3 separate regions of the Homo sapiens genome follow, and all the other regions are linked to region 2. The links are chromatin loops, found by intact Hi-C in ENCODE. Cell type or tissue: OCI-LY7. All regions are shown on one strand.

Region 1 (4,000 bases), 490 kb before region 2:
GCATTTCATAAAGTAAGTGATATTACCAATTACCATTCATCTTTAAGCACTTAATACACTTGGACTGTTCATCTGCAGAAGTAGACTTTTTAAAGCCTAATGACTTACGATCATTTCTTTACTGCAATAAACAGGGCAGTGTTTACAAATTAAACTGGTTTTAAATAATCTGTCCAAAAATGGTCCCTGGAGTCTTGAACTATTTGCTATTCTAACAACTTGTTGGAGCTAAAAAGGTATCTTTTTAGTCAGGATCTTGCTGAAATTTCAGTTCATTTTGGGTGGCTAAAGCGAAGGGGTGGAGGAAGCAAGGAGTTCAGGGTAAATGTCTAGTGTCAAAGTTCTGGCAGGCTTTACTGGGGAAAGTGGTCCCCAGTTGGTGTGAGAAAAAAAAAAAGTAGAAATGCTGATTCCCATGATCTGGTAGGATTTTGATTCTGCTTCTGAATGGCTGAAAAGCTTTCCAAAACAGCTTCCATGGTTTATGCCACTTTTATTTATGTCTCTTACTCTTTTGTGGCAGAGTGGTTGCAGTAGGAAGTGAAGAAAAAATTTATCCTTACCACACCTTCCTCCCAAACCCTGTTAGTTCAACTAGGTAATAAGCCCACCATTAGGATGCCTCAGACCATAAGGAGCTGTTCATTTCAGGACTGTTCCTCAGGATATGGGCATTGATTTAGTTAATTTGGCAAGTCTTCACAAGTATTATCTTTTAAAGTAAGACCTACACAAAAAGAAGCAGTCTCATTAGAAGAACTCTGAGGCCTGTGCAAAGAATGCATGTGGCTTCAGAGAAAATGCTACTTTGAAAAAGCATCTCTGAGTCTTTAAATAATTAAGAGGTTGTTAGAGCAATGGGGTGGGGAGACAAGCTAGAGGAAAGCCCCAGTATACAACTGGACTGTGTTCTCAACATTTGTTTGAAGTTAGCTGTGTGGTACCTGGAGTGAAGTTTTTGGCAGCAATACTGTTAATTTATCAAGCTATGCATGGAGACTATTTAAATGTATGCTGGTATTAAAATACTATATATTATCCTCAAAAATTATTTGTAATGATAGATTTAGTAAAACAATCACAACTAATTAGGGAAAAAATTCCACCATTTTTCCTGAAAGCTAATATTTTAGATAAAACTAATTTAGTTGTTTGGCAGATGAGATGGGCAGAAATGTGTGGATTCTGAAACAGACTTGAAAAATCAACGGCATGGACTCTATTAAACATAACTTAATAGCTTTTGCTTTCCTTGACTAAAGTATGGCATTATTGTTTCATATACCAATCATGGTCTGTTTTGGGGGTGGGGAGACAACTACACACAGCAAAAGCTTTTTTCGGTGACATAATTGACCAGGTTTTAAGAAAAGGAGAAAAGAGAAAGGGTTAGGATACTGTTAAATACTGCACGTGGAAAAGATTGCCTGAGGTAGATTTAACTGATGTCTGAATGGTGAACAGCAGAGGCGAAAAAAAGAAAGGAGAGAAAGGAGAAGAAATGAGGTGTGCACCAATGCTTTGGGGAGGGGAGAAGGAGGGTGCAGACTTTGGGTCAGATGCGTCCCTCTCCACTGGTCACTAGGTGGCGCTGTTCATCCAGGACAGCTCAGCTGCTATCGGGAGACAGTGTCTAGGAGGGACCAGAAGAGAGGAACAAGCAGGCTGTTTGCAAGTCTGGTGCTCTTAACTCAGAAGATGCCTGAACTTTCAAAGCTCAGCACTGCCAAATCAAAGAGCAATTCCTAAGCACCAACTTAATTTCTCTTTGTCTTTGTTTTAATAAAAAATTTTAAAACATTTTATTTACTCAACTATAAAATACATTCCTGTCTGCAAATAAAACTATCATCCCAGACCACAGAAACTCAAAAGCTGGATCCAATGCATAAAGTCTCATACAATCATTGAATAAAATGTGTTTATACACTTAACTCCTCTACCTGTAAATTCTTTTTGCAGCTGTAATAATTAAGACTTTAAAATAACTAGAGTTTTAAAGTCAGTTTCGTTATCTCTAGAGGAAGGATGAGCTCAATTCTCCCTTCTATTTTATATTCCTTTGGGTGCAAGGCTAAGAAAATCCTCCTTTAAGTGCCAAAAGTCAATTTGTACCAAAGCCAATTCAGAGATATCATGGGGCAACTGTAGGCTGAATACTAAAGATGCTAGAATTCCTTACTCCCATTTCAAACTTTGGGAAATATCCTACATCATAGAAATCATTCCCTAAAAGTCACCTATAATGGGGTTGCATTTGTGGGTCACATCTGCACAAAGAGGTCCTTGTTGGCCTGCTCTGGGACTTCATTTACATATGTGCTTTTAAAAATGCTATTTAAAGCAGAGACAATGCTGGTCTTCTCAGTGTGTAACACATTTTCAGCTTGTCTTTCACAGACCATAAAGACTTTGGTCAAGGAAGTGAAAACAATGGCTGAAATAATGCCATCCGCAAGGCATGTGGTACTTGTTGTTAGTGGGGGGAGGTCTAAGACAAGCAATGATTATTTGTGTTTCTCTGGGATATTCCAGCAAGATATACTTCCAGAGCTCACTATCCTTTCTCAGTGAAGTAAGGCAAAAGAAAGCTCAGAGGTTGTAGTGAGAAGAGACAATCCCACTACGGACAACCAACATGACTGCTCCCCACTTTCTGAATTCCTTACAAACATCTGATTCTTTAGCAGCAACAACGCATCCACAGCATTAGTTTAAAAGGTGTATAACCACTGAAGCTATTAAACTTACCGGTTTCCCAAACTCCAATTCCGAAAAGAATTTATACCAAGGTTCATTCTTTAAATCTATCTCTTCTGGGCTTATATCCCGACTCTATAGGGGTTGGTGATAGAGAAATGGAAGAAAGAGAAGGATAACATTATGCAAAGATTACATAGGAACAGGCCAGTAGAGATGCAGTGGTTTCCAGGTATATACAGGAGCTGCATTCAACAGCAGCAATCATCTGTTTTTACTGACAACAGCAAAAACAGGAGGGAGAGGATGGGTTTATAAAAACAGGGAAATTGAGGCAGGGAACAGTAAGTGAATCATTCTCAGCCCTAAGGCAGAGGAAAATGGACTATAGATGGACAACTCTGCACCACACTGCTGCCTACACAACAAGTCTGAATCTGGGCATAACAGCATTCTGCAATAATTTTCAGTAATGTGGAAGAAAAGAAAGCCCTTTACAAAGAACTATTAGTTATGAGCAAATGACCTGGTGAGCACACCAAACATTTAGCCATCTATGCCAGTTGAGTAGAGCTGATTTTTATGGGCTAGTACAACTTTAGTACTTATTTGCAAAGCTGCCTTAAGGTTTTCGAAATAAACACAAATATTGACACTTTATAAAAGCCAATTGGTTAATACTGCATCTTTAATGGCACATGAGTAGGTAGGAAACCATGTCCCGTACACAGTAAAGTGAAAGTGAAAAATGATATAAGTAAAGACAGAGGACACAGTGAAAAAACATTTTAAACAAGTATCCATGGCGGATGAATACAGACAGAATATACTTCGTGTTTTAACAAATAAATGTTAAAGAATTGGGAAAAAATAAAGTGAAAGAAAAGCTAGACAAGACAGATAACAGAACAAAGGGGAAAAAAACTTCTGGGTTATATGACAAAAATAAGTTAGATTTCTCACTTTATATAACACTATGAGGTATCAATAGACTGATAATTTGATTTCATGGGATATAATATTTAACCAAATAAGTATAAAGTTCTGGCACCTTATTTCATGGAATAACACGTGTTTCTGGAAATAACTAGTTGGAAAATGAATGTGTGCAAAGCAAATCATGTTTTCCCCTTCATAAATTGGAGAAATGTTTACATCAGGGAAAAGTGTTTGAGGTTCATGACTAATTAAGTATGTATATATGTTTCAAAAAACATTGATAATCGCAAAAAGAGAGTTGGGGTGATTTTCTACAATAACCTGAAATATAAAATGCATACACTTTCTACTGAGATTGAAA
Region 2 (4,000 bases):
CCAGCCCCCCACAAGGGATAGGCCAGCCTTCAAGGACCTACAGGGGCTCAGCACTTTCAAGTTGGACCTAAGTAGATTCTTGGGATTTTGTGTCCCATAGGCATCCTTCAATTGACAGGCCCAAGACTACTTCAATAGGGGAGGAGGTCTTTTCACAAAGGGAAAGCAGAATGCAGTGACTGAAAGGAAGGGGTAGGAACCTGGACAGGCAATGCCAACTGATGTCCACACCAAGGTCTCAAGAGGATGTCACATGCAGAGGAATCAATCAAAGGATAATTTCCAGAACTGTGCTGAAAAGACAAGCTCCAAGCTGGGTCATTCTGAGAATTTCATCAGAGCAAGACAAGGCAGTCTAGTTATGGACTTATCCTTCCAGAAACTGGGGACAGGCAAGAACCAAGTGAGAAACAGACCCCAGCCAGCGGTTAGGATTTGCATATGGGTTAGGACCCACGGAAGGGAGAGAAATCTGGGAAAAGAGGGGTGTGGTTTAGGCATCAAGGAGATACTACATATAAAACATCTGGCATAGTTCCAGATGGTACATGATGCATGCATAACAAATGTTCTCTCTCTGCCGAGGGTATCCAGGAGGGAATGCCTATCTGAAGGGCTGAGGAATGGGGCAGCAGACAGAAGTCCAGGCTGAACTAGAGAGGTCCTGGCCTGTTGTCCTCAAATTGAGGGCAGGAGAGTTGCAGAGCAGGCTGTGGGTATCTGGGTGTATATTCACAACAGCTAGGCTAGGTAAGGGCAAGGGATGGCAAGCAGCTCTTAATATTTTTAGTAGGGAGTAGGATGAGTAAACATAGGAAGGACTCAAGGAAACAACCACTTTGCATGACTCAGATGCAAAAAAAGACATTAAGACAGAAGATAGAAGGTGAGATGTTGGCAGTGCTAGCAGTCCTCAGCAAAATGCTGCCTAAACTGTGTCCACAGCTGTGTTTCTCAAACTTTACTGTGCACGTGAATCACCTGGGAATCATATTGGGATGCAGATTCTGAATTGGTAGTTTTAAGGTGAGGACTAACCAGCTCCCAAGTGATGCTGATGCTGCCAGTCCAGGGACTAAAGTGAGTGGTAAGGCTTTTTATGGCTGTGGGCCAAAGGCTCTGGTCAAGAGCATATAGAAAACTCAGATTAAACAAAGTCTAGGGCATGAACAGAGGTACTGAAATTTAGTGTTTCAGAACCTACTAGACCACAGGAACTACTTTTTTCCTGGAGGACCTGTTATTATCTCATAGAAGCCTGTGCAGGAAAAGCTTCCTTAAGAGACCCTAAACTATAAAACCCTGCTCCCACTGAAGGAGTGCAGCACCACCCCCAAAACCCTCTGGAAGAGGCCAACCTTCAGGTGCACTGGAGCTGGGGCTTTCCCCTCTCTTCATCAGGGCTAGTAGAGAAAAAGAGGGCCACAGAGAGGTGCCTATCATACGAGTATGATCTCCCCCTCACTTCACTTCTAGATAAAAACATCTTACGCTGGAGTAAAGGAGAAGTACCTGAGTGAATACTGCTTTTCTGGTACCTACATTCTCTCCCTCCTTCTGCAAGGCTATCATTTCACAGCTGATTCCTGGGAGCACATCCATTTCATTGGCAAGGTAATTTGGGGGCCTGTTGGGCTGGGGGGAGGTTGGGGTTCGGTGGTAGTGACTGAAGCAGTTTGGGGCTTGAAAAAGGGGGGAGTCAGCATGGTGTAGCTTTGGCTTGATGTCCTGTTCTGCCATTCTGCTTCAAACCCTGGCATTCTGTGTCAAGCCCTCCTGGGTCTGTTGGCCCACTGTGAGCATCCTCGCTAAGGACAGCTACTTGCATTTTCAGTTGCACCTTCCCACATAACAGTGACTAATTCCTTACAAAACAAAACACAAAACGAGATATATTAAAGTAACAGCATTTCAGCAGCTACAGTGACTCTGTGTGCTGACTTCAGCAGCCCTCTGAAAGGCCCCTTCCATAAGCTGGGAAAGTATGATCATGGTTTCATCATCCTTGTTGGTTATTACTTCAAGGTTGACCAATCTGAAAGCTCTGTGTGAAGAAGGGGACTGAGTGGCTGTGAATGATGAGACCGTTGTTTAGAAGCCAGGCTTAGCCTGAGTCCGGAAGAAGCAACCTCAATGCTGTGCTTTACCATAGCACCACCTGCAGGTATCCAGGAATAGAGAACCCAGCTGAGCGACTCATGCTTGACCAAAAATACCCAGAGCAGTGTGTCTCTACCTTTTTAAGCCCATGCTCACTAGTGGGGAAAACATTTTACCCCCTGTATTAAATATGGTGATTTCAAGCAAAACAAAGCATTGAGACAGAGGGCTGTAGCAGGCCTGAGGATAACAGTGTCCTTACACTCTTGTCAGTGCTGATCTTGCTAATTCAAACTTAAATCTTTTCCTTGTTATAATATTCCAGACTTCCTTTAATTCCAGCAGTTTATTTTGTTTGAAAGATTATACCTATGTCAAATTTAGGACTGACACACGAGGTAGTCATGATGTATGTGTGTGTATATACTTTTTTTTTAAGAGACATGGTCTCACGCTGTCACCCAGGCTGGAGTGCAGTGGTATGATCACAGCTCACTGAAGCCTCAAACTCCTGGGATTAAATGATCCTCCCCACCCAGGCTCCCAAATAGCTGAGACTACAGACATGTTCCACCGTGCCCAGCTAATTTTATTTTTTAGAGAGACAGGGTCTCACTATGTTGCCCAGGCTAGTCTCAAACTCCTGGCCTCAAGTGATCCTCCCTCCTTGGCCTCCCAAAGTGCTGAGATTACAGGCATGAGCCACTGTGCCCAGCCAGTGATTTATATTGTTTGAACTCTTCCAATGCATGATCCAATAATTCTAAGCCCTAGGTGATAACTCTTCTAACTCCTCCAACCACAAACAGACTTTCCCCACTGTTTGCAGATCCAGGGCAGCGACGCCGGCTGGACTTTGGGCTACATGCTGAACCTGACCAACATGATCCCAGCTGAGCAACCATTGTCCACACCTCTCTCCCACTCCACCTATGTCTTCCTCATGGTTCTATTCTCCCTGGTCCTTTTCACAGTGGCCATCATAGGCTTGCTTATCTTTCACAAGCCTTCATATTTCTGGAAAGATATGGTATAGCAAAAGCAGCTGAAATATGCTGGCTGGAGTGAGGAAAAAAATCGTCCAGGGAGCATTTTCCTCCATCGCAGTGTTCAAGGCCATCCTTCCCTGTCTGCCAGGGCCAGTCTTGACGAGTGTGAAGCTTCCTTGGCTTTTACTGAAGCCTTTCTTTTGGAGGTATTCAATATCCTTTGCCTCAAGGACTTCGGCAGATACTGTCTCTTTCATGAGTTTTTCCCAGCTACACCTTTCTCCTTTGTACTTTGTGCTTGTATAGGTTTTAAAGACCTGACACCTTTCATAATCTTTGCTTTATAAAAGAACAATATTGACTTTGTCTAGAAGAACTGAGAGTCTTGAGTCCTGTGATAGGAGGCTGAGCTGGCTGAAAGAAGAATCTCAGGAACTGGTTCAGTTGTACTCTTTAAGAACCCCTTTCTCTCTCCTGTTTGCCATCCATTAAGAAAGCCATATGATGCCTTTGGAGAAGGCAGACACACATTCCATTCCCAGCCTGCTCTGTGGGTAGGAGAATTTTCTACAGTAGGCAAATATGTGCTAAAGCCAAAGAGTTTTATAAGGAAATATATGTGCTCATGCAGTCAATACAGTTCTCAATCCCACCCAAAGCAGGTATGTCAATAAATCACATATTCCTAGGTGATACCCAAATGCTACAGAGTGGAACACTCAGACCTGAGATTTGCAAAAAGCAGATGTAAATATATGCATTCAAACATCAGGGCTTACTATGAGGTAGGTGGTATATACATGTCACAAATAAAAATACAGTTACAACTCAGGGTCACAAAAAATGCATCTTCCAATGCATATTTTTATTATGGTAAAATATACATAAATATAATTCACCATTTTAACATT
Region 3 (4,000 bases), 430 kb before region 2:
AACTGAAGCCCTGTAAGGTGGAGTAATTTGTCCATACCGCAAAGACAGTAAGTGGCAGTGCTCAGCCTCAGTAGAGAACTGTGTGAAACCAGAACTATATCATCTCTCCCAGGTGAGGGGGTTGGGACAAGGACTAGAAATAGGGGGCACTGCTGAAATGTGGGTATCAGGGGACCAGGTAGGGACTGGACCTTCCAGTCCAGGCAAATAATCAACAACCTGGACACCTATAGGCATTGAAGAAGGTGGCAAACAGGGAGCAAGTCAGAGAGGAAGCAGGCAGAGCAGCTGGGGGACAAATGCTGTCCCTGGTGAGAAGGGAGGGAGCCAGACGCCATCTGACATTAGCTATCTGCAAAGGCATTGGGAGTAGGAAGCAATCCTTGGCAAGAGCCATCCACTACCTCACACTTGGGCTCCCAGTCCAGACTGGGCTTGGCTGTCTGCAAATACTGCTGAAAACTGTTTTTATGAAGCCAGGGAAGGCCCAGGGGCTCCTAGGCCCCAGGATAGGACAATAGACTGGTATGGGCCAGCAAGTTGTCAGTCCGGAGGGTGACATGGACACTGTCAGAGTCAAGAGCCAGCAGGATGTTAGCCAATAGGTAGCATGGTAAGGGGACAAGATTACCATTTCTGAATTACCTATACTCACATCCTCATTTTTTTTTTCTTTTTGAGATGGAATCTTGCTCTGTCTTCCATGCTGGAATGCAGTGGCATGATCTCACTCACTGCAACTTTCACCTCCCGGGTTCAAGCAATTCTCCTGCCTCAGCCTCCCGAGTAGCTGGGATTACAGGCGTGCAACACCATGCTTGGCTGATTTTTGTATTTTTAGTAGAGACGGGGTTTCACCATGTTGGCCAGGCTGGTCTCGAACTTCTGGCCCCAACTGATCTGCCCACCTCGGCCTCCCAAAGCGCTGGGATTACAGGTGTGAGCCACTGCGCCCGGCTTACTGACATCCTCTTTTAAGCCCACTCCCCAGTGTTAACTTATTCTAGTCTGCGTTGTATACTTAATGAGCACGTGGATTTTTTCTTTGTTTCCTCTACTCAAACCCAGCTTGTTCCTTTTCATCCAAACTGCCCTCCTGTACCATCTTAAATTTATCACCAATCAAAGGGATTCCATTTGTTAGGCTAATTTCCAAACTTCCTAAGGTCGCAGAGCATTCTGGAGCTAGAAAGGCTTGGAAAGCATCTGGCCCAAGTTCCTCATACTTGATATGGGCTCAAAGTCACTAGGACTTACCCACAGCCCGAAAGGAAGATGGCTGACTACAAGTCCACACCTGACTCCTGTTGCAACATACTGCCTTTTGCCCTCACCTAATGCACCTAGAATTGCTCTCTTTTCCTCCTTTCTCATCACAATTCCAAGTGACTCATGCAGCACCTGGCACATAGATAATGCTGAATGAATGTATGCTTATTTGGATTCGATGATCTCAATTTACAAAGATGAACTTACTGTAAGGTGTGAATGACTGATAACTATCCCTTAATTCTTCCGAGTACAGTATTTGCATTTTAAAACAATCTGCTGATGGTTTGGTGAAAAAGATGTGGTGAAATTTCTTTTCACCAAATTAGCTGGTAGAAATTTGTAAGACACAAAAGTATTCTGGGACAAGAGAGTGTTTCCAAAAGTGCCTCAAATCCACACACGGGGCCGGGCATGGTGGCTTACACCTGTAATCCCAGCACTTTGCCAGGCCGAGGCAGGTGGATCACTTGAGCCTACAAGTTCAACATCAACCTGGGCAACATGGAGAAACTTTGTCTCTACAAAAAATACAAAAATTAGCCAAGTGTGGTGACGTGCACCTCAGCTACTTGGGAGGCTGAGGTGGGAGGACAGATTGAGCCCGGGAGGCCGAGGCTGCAGCAAACCATGATTACATCACTGTACTCCAAGCTGGGCAACAGAGTAAACCCTGTCTCAAAAAAAGAAAACGAAACAGAAAAAAAAACAAATCCACACACGGTACTGGTAGCACAGGCGTACACCTGGTGGGCATTGTGTTCTACGTCAATGCCACACTGTAACCACTAGAGGGAGCTCCAAGCTCCCTCTCCACCACCTCCATTTGCTGCCAGAGGACGGGACAGTTGGTTTGTAAGGTTATTTGACTGGGCCAGGGGACTGCACATTAAAGCCTTTCTCTTTGCATCATCCCTTAGGATTCTCTCTTCTCCAAATGCTCTCTAGCTTGGAAGTGGGTCGTCCCAGTTAGGCTTGGAGAGGCTGGATGAGGTTAGCCTTAGAATAAAATAACTTTGCCTTCTCTCCTCACCCCCACCTTTCCAGCGGGTCAGGAGTCAGGGCTGGGCTCAGGGATGCAGGACCAAGAAGCTACTCTGTTGACTTTTAGGGCTGTGGGCTGCTCGGGCCTGCCCTCAGCCTAAGGACAAAGAAGCCCTCACGGGGACCAACATCACCAGAAAGGGGTTTGTGCTCAAACCCTAGCCTGGCCTCATCCACCAGCATGTGCCCTGGCACCTGTTATGGGTAGCTGGGAAGGAAGAAAATCAGTTTCCAGGATGCTAGGTCTGGCCATTTCCATCCTACATATCATATCTGTCTTATCACAACACACCACTCCCGCTGCACCAGAGGGGTCTGCATACCCTACTGCCTAGCCTCTCTGGTCCCAAGGGAATGGTCCTCCCCTCCATTCCATTTCTCCCTCCCTTTCCTTCAAGAAAGCAAGCTCCCATCCCCTACAGCAGCAGCTCTCAGATGCAGTCCTTGCACTAGCAGCATCAGCATGAACCTGTCAGAAATGTGAACCTTCAGACCCTACCTCAGACCTGCAAGTGGGAACCCTACATTCTAAAACTCCAGGCTGGGGCCCAGCAACCTACCTTTTTACTCCAAGTGATTCTGATGCAGCTAAAGTGTGAAAGTCACTGCCCTACAGAGTGGAGAGGTGCTGTCTCACCCTAAACTAACTGTGCCTGATCTCAAAGTCAGCATTTGCCAACTACCAGAATACTTGGGCTGTGCAAAGTCGTCCCTGGAGAGGCCAAAATAATCTAATCATAATCAAATAGCAGCTAACATCTAACAGTCTATTCCATGCCACCAGGCATGATACACAGCACTTCATACACTTCTTCCTCACAATAATCCTGAGGCAGATGCAATTATCAACCCCATTCTACAGTTCATCAGGGTTGAGAGACAGTGAATAACTCGACCAAAGTTGCACAGCTGACAGGTGGTGGGGACAGGGTGTGCACAGAGATCTACCCGGTTCTGAAGTCCCAGTTCTAAACCTCAATACCTCAGGTTTCCCAAGTGATGGGTTAAGGTGGGGAGATGGGCTTCATGTGGCTTCTTTGATCTCCCTTTGCTCCTAGTTTACACTGGGCCTTTGAGCTACTTTCCTGATCCTGCTCCCGCAGCTGGCTAGTGGCCAATCCCAGGCCTGAGCCCTCCCCACCTCTGCTTTTCCAGGAGCAAGATCATTGAGTCATCCACACTTCTCAGTCTCCCCTGGCTGCACCTCCAGCCCAGCCTGGACAGGTCACAGTGAACCTCTAGGAAGCAGGGATGAGCTCTGAGAAGCCCAACCTCTAGCCCATCGCACCGCTTACTTACCCCCCATGCCCTAAGCTATTTCAGTCTGCATGAGAGCAGTCTGCAGAGCACTGGCTGTGGTCACAGGATGACCTGCTCAGTCAAAGCTAACATAAAGTGTGGTTATTGCTGTGCCTTCATCTGCAGCATGTGACTGTCAGTTTGAGGCTTTGACCACTACCCATCCAAATGATTTGACTGTCCCAGGGGACCGTAAGAGACACACACACACACACACACACCCCCCCCCCCCAAGAGGTATCTGATGAACTCACACCCTCCTGAGCAAAAACACCAGAGCCTCCTCCCGCCCTTCCCACGTGGCTTTGAACAGCTTTCCCTAGCTTCCGCGCACCTGGTTTGCTTTCGTGTTGCCGGGTTTCCTGAGGGCTCGCAGGGCTACTGCTTG

What was found. A loop is a pair of places that touch in the nucleus more often than their neighbours do. Peaks named below come from ENCODE experiments on the same cell type or tissue, not always from the same donor. Only the 100,000 strongest peaks of a DNase experiment are listed, where the experiment ranks them.
Region 1: it touches region 2 in a loop (2.9-fold over the local background); 5 of 110 quality-filtered maps call a loop at or near these places.
Region 3: it touches region 2 in a loop (5-fold over the local background); 7 of 110 quality-filtered maps call a loop at or near these places.

What each region holds. Positions count from the first base shown.
Region 1 is chr10:95,373,222-95,377,221 of GRCh38, forward strand. It overlaps SORBS1 (sorbin and SH3 domain containing 1), which reads right to left. Exons shown (of 33, transcript NM_001034954.3): 19 at 2,752-2,835. Among named protein-coding and RNA genes, the nearest start is that of PDLIM1, 84 kb to the left of the region's middle. In OCI-LY7, CTCF peaks have their summits at 1,582 (motif pointing right) and 1,785; a DNase peak (open chromatin) is centred at 1,610.
Region 2 is chr10:95,863,248-95,867,247 of GRCh38, forward strand. ENTPD1 (ectonucleoside triphosphate diphosphohydrolase 1) reads left to right here. Exons shown (of 10, transcript NM_001776.6): 9 at 1,477-1,614; 10 at 2,930-4,000. The coding sequence ends at 3,136. The region is part of intron 3 of ENTPD1-AS1 (ENTPD1 antisense RNA 1); the gene reads right to left. Among named protein-coding and RNA genes, the nearest start is that of CC2D2B, 43 kb to the right of the region's middle. RefSeq lists an enhancer at 1,997-2,226 and a silencer at 2,045-2,339. In OCI-LY7, CTCF peaks have their summits at 2,152 (motif pointing left) and 2,351; a DNase peak (open chromatin) is centred at 2,144; H3K4me3 peaks cover 422 bases; H3K27ac peaks cover 413 bases.
Region 3 is chr10:95,428,502-95,432,501 of GRCh38, forward strand. SORBS1 (sorbin and SH3 domain containing 1) reads right to left here. Exons shown (of 33, transcript NM_001034954.3): 6 at 3,947-4,000. Among named protein-coding and RNA genes, the nearest start is that of SORBS1, 130 kb to the right of the region's middle. RefSeq lists enhancers at 1,769-1,858, 1,970-2,470. In OCI-LY7, CTCF peaks have their summits at 2,062 (motif pointing right) and 2,273; a DNase peak (open chromatin) is centred at 2,070.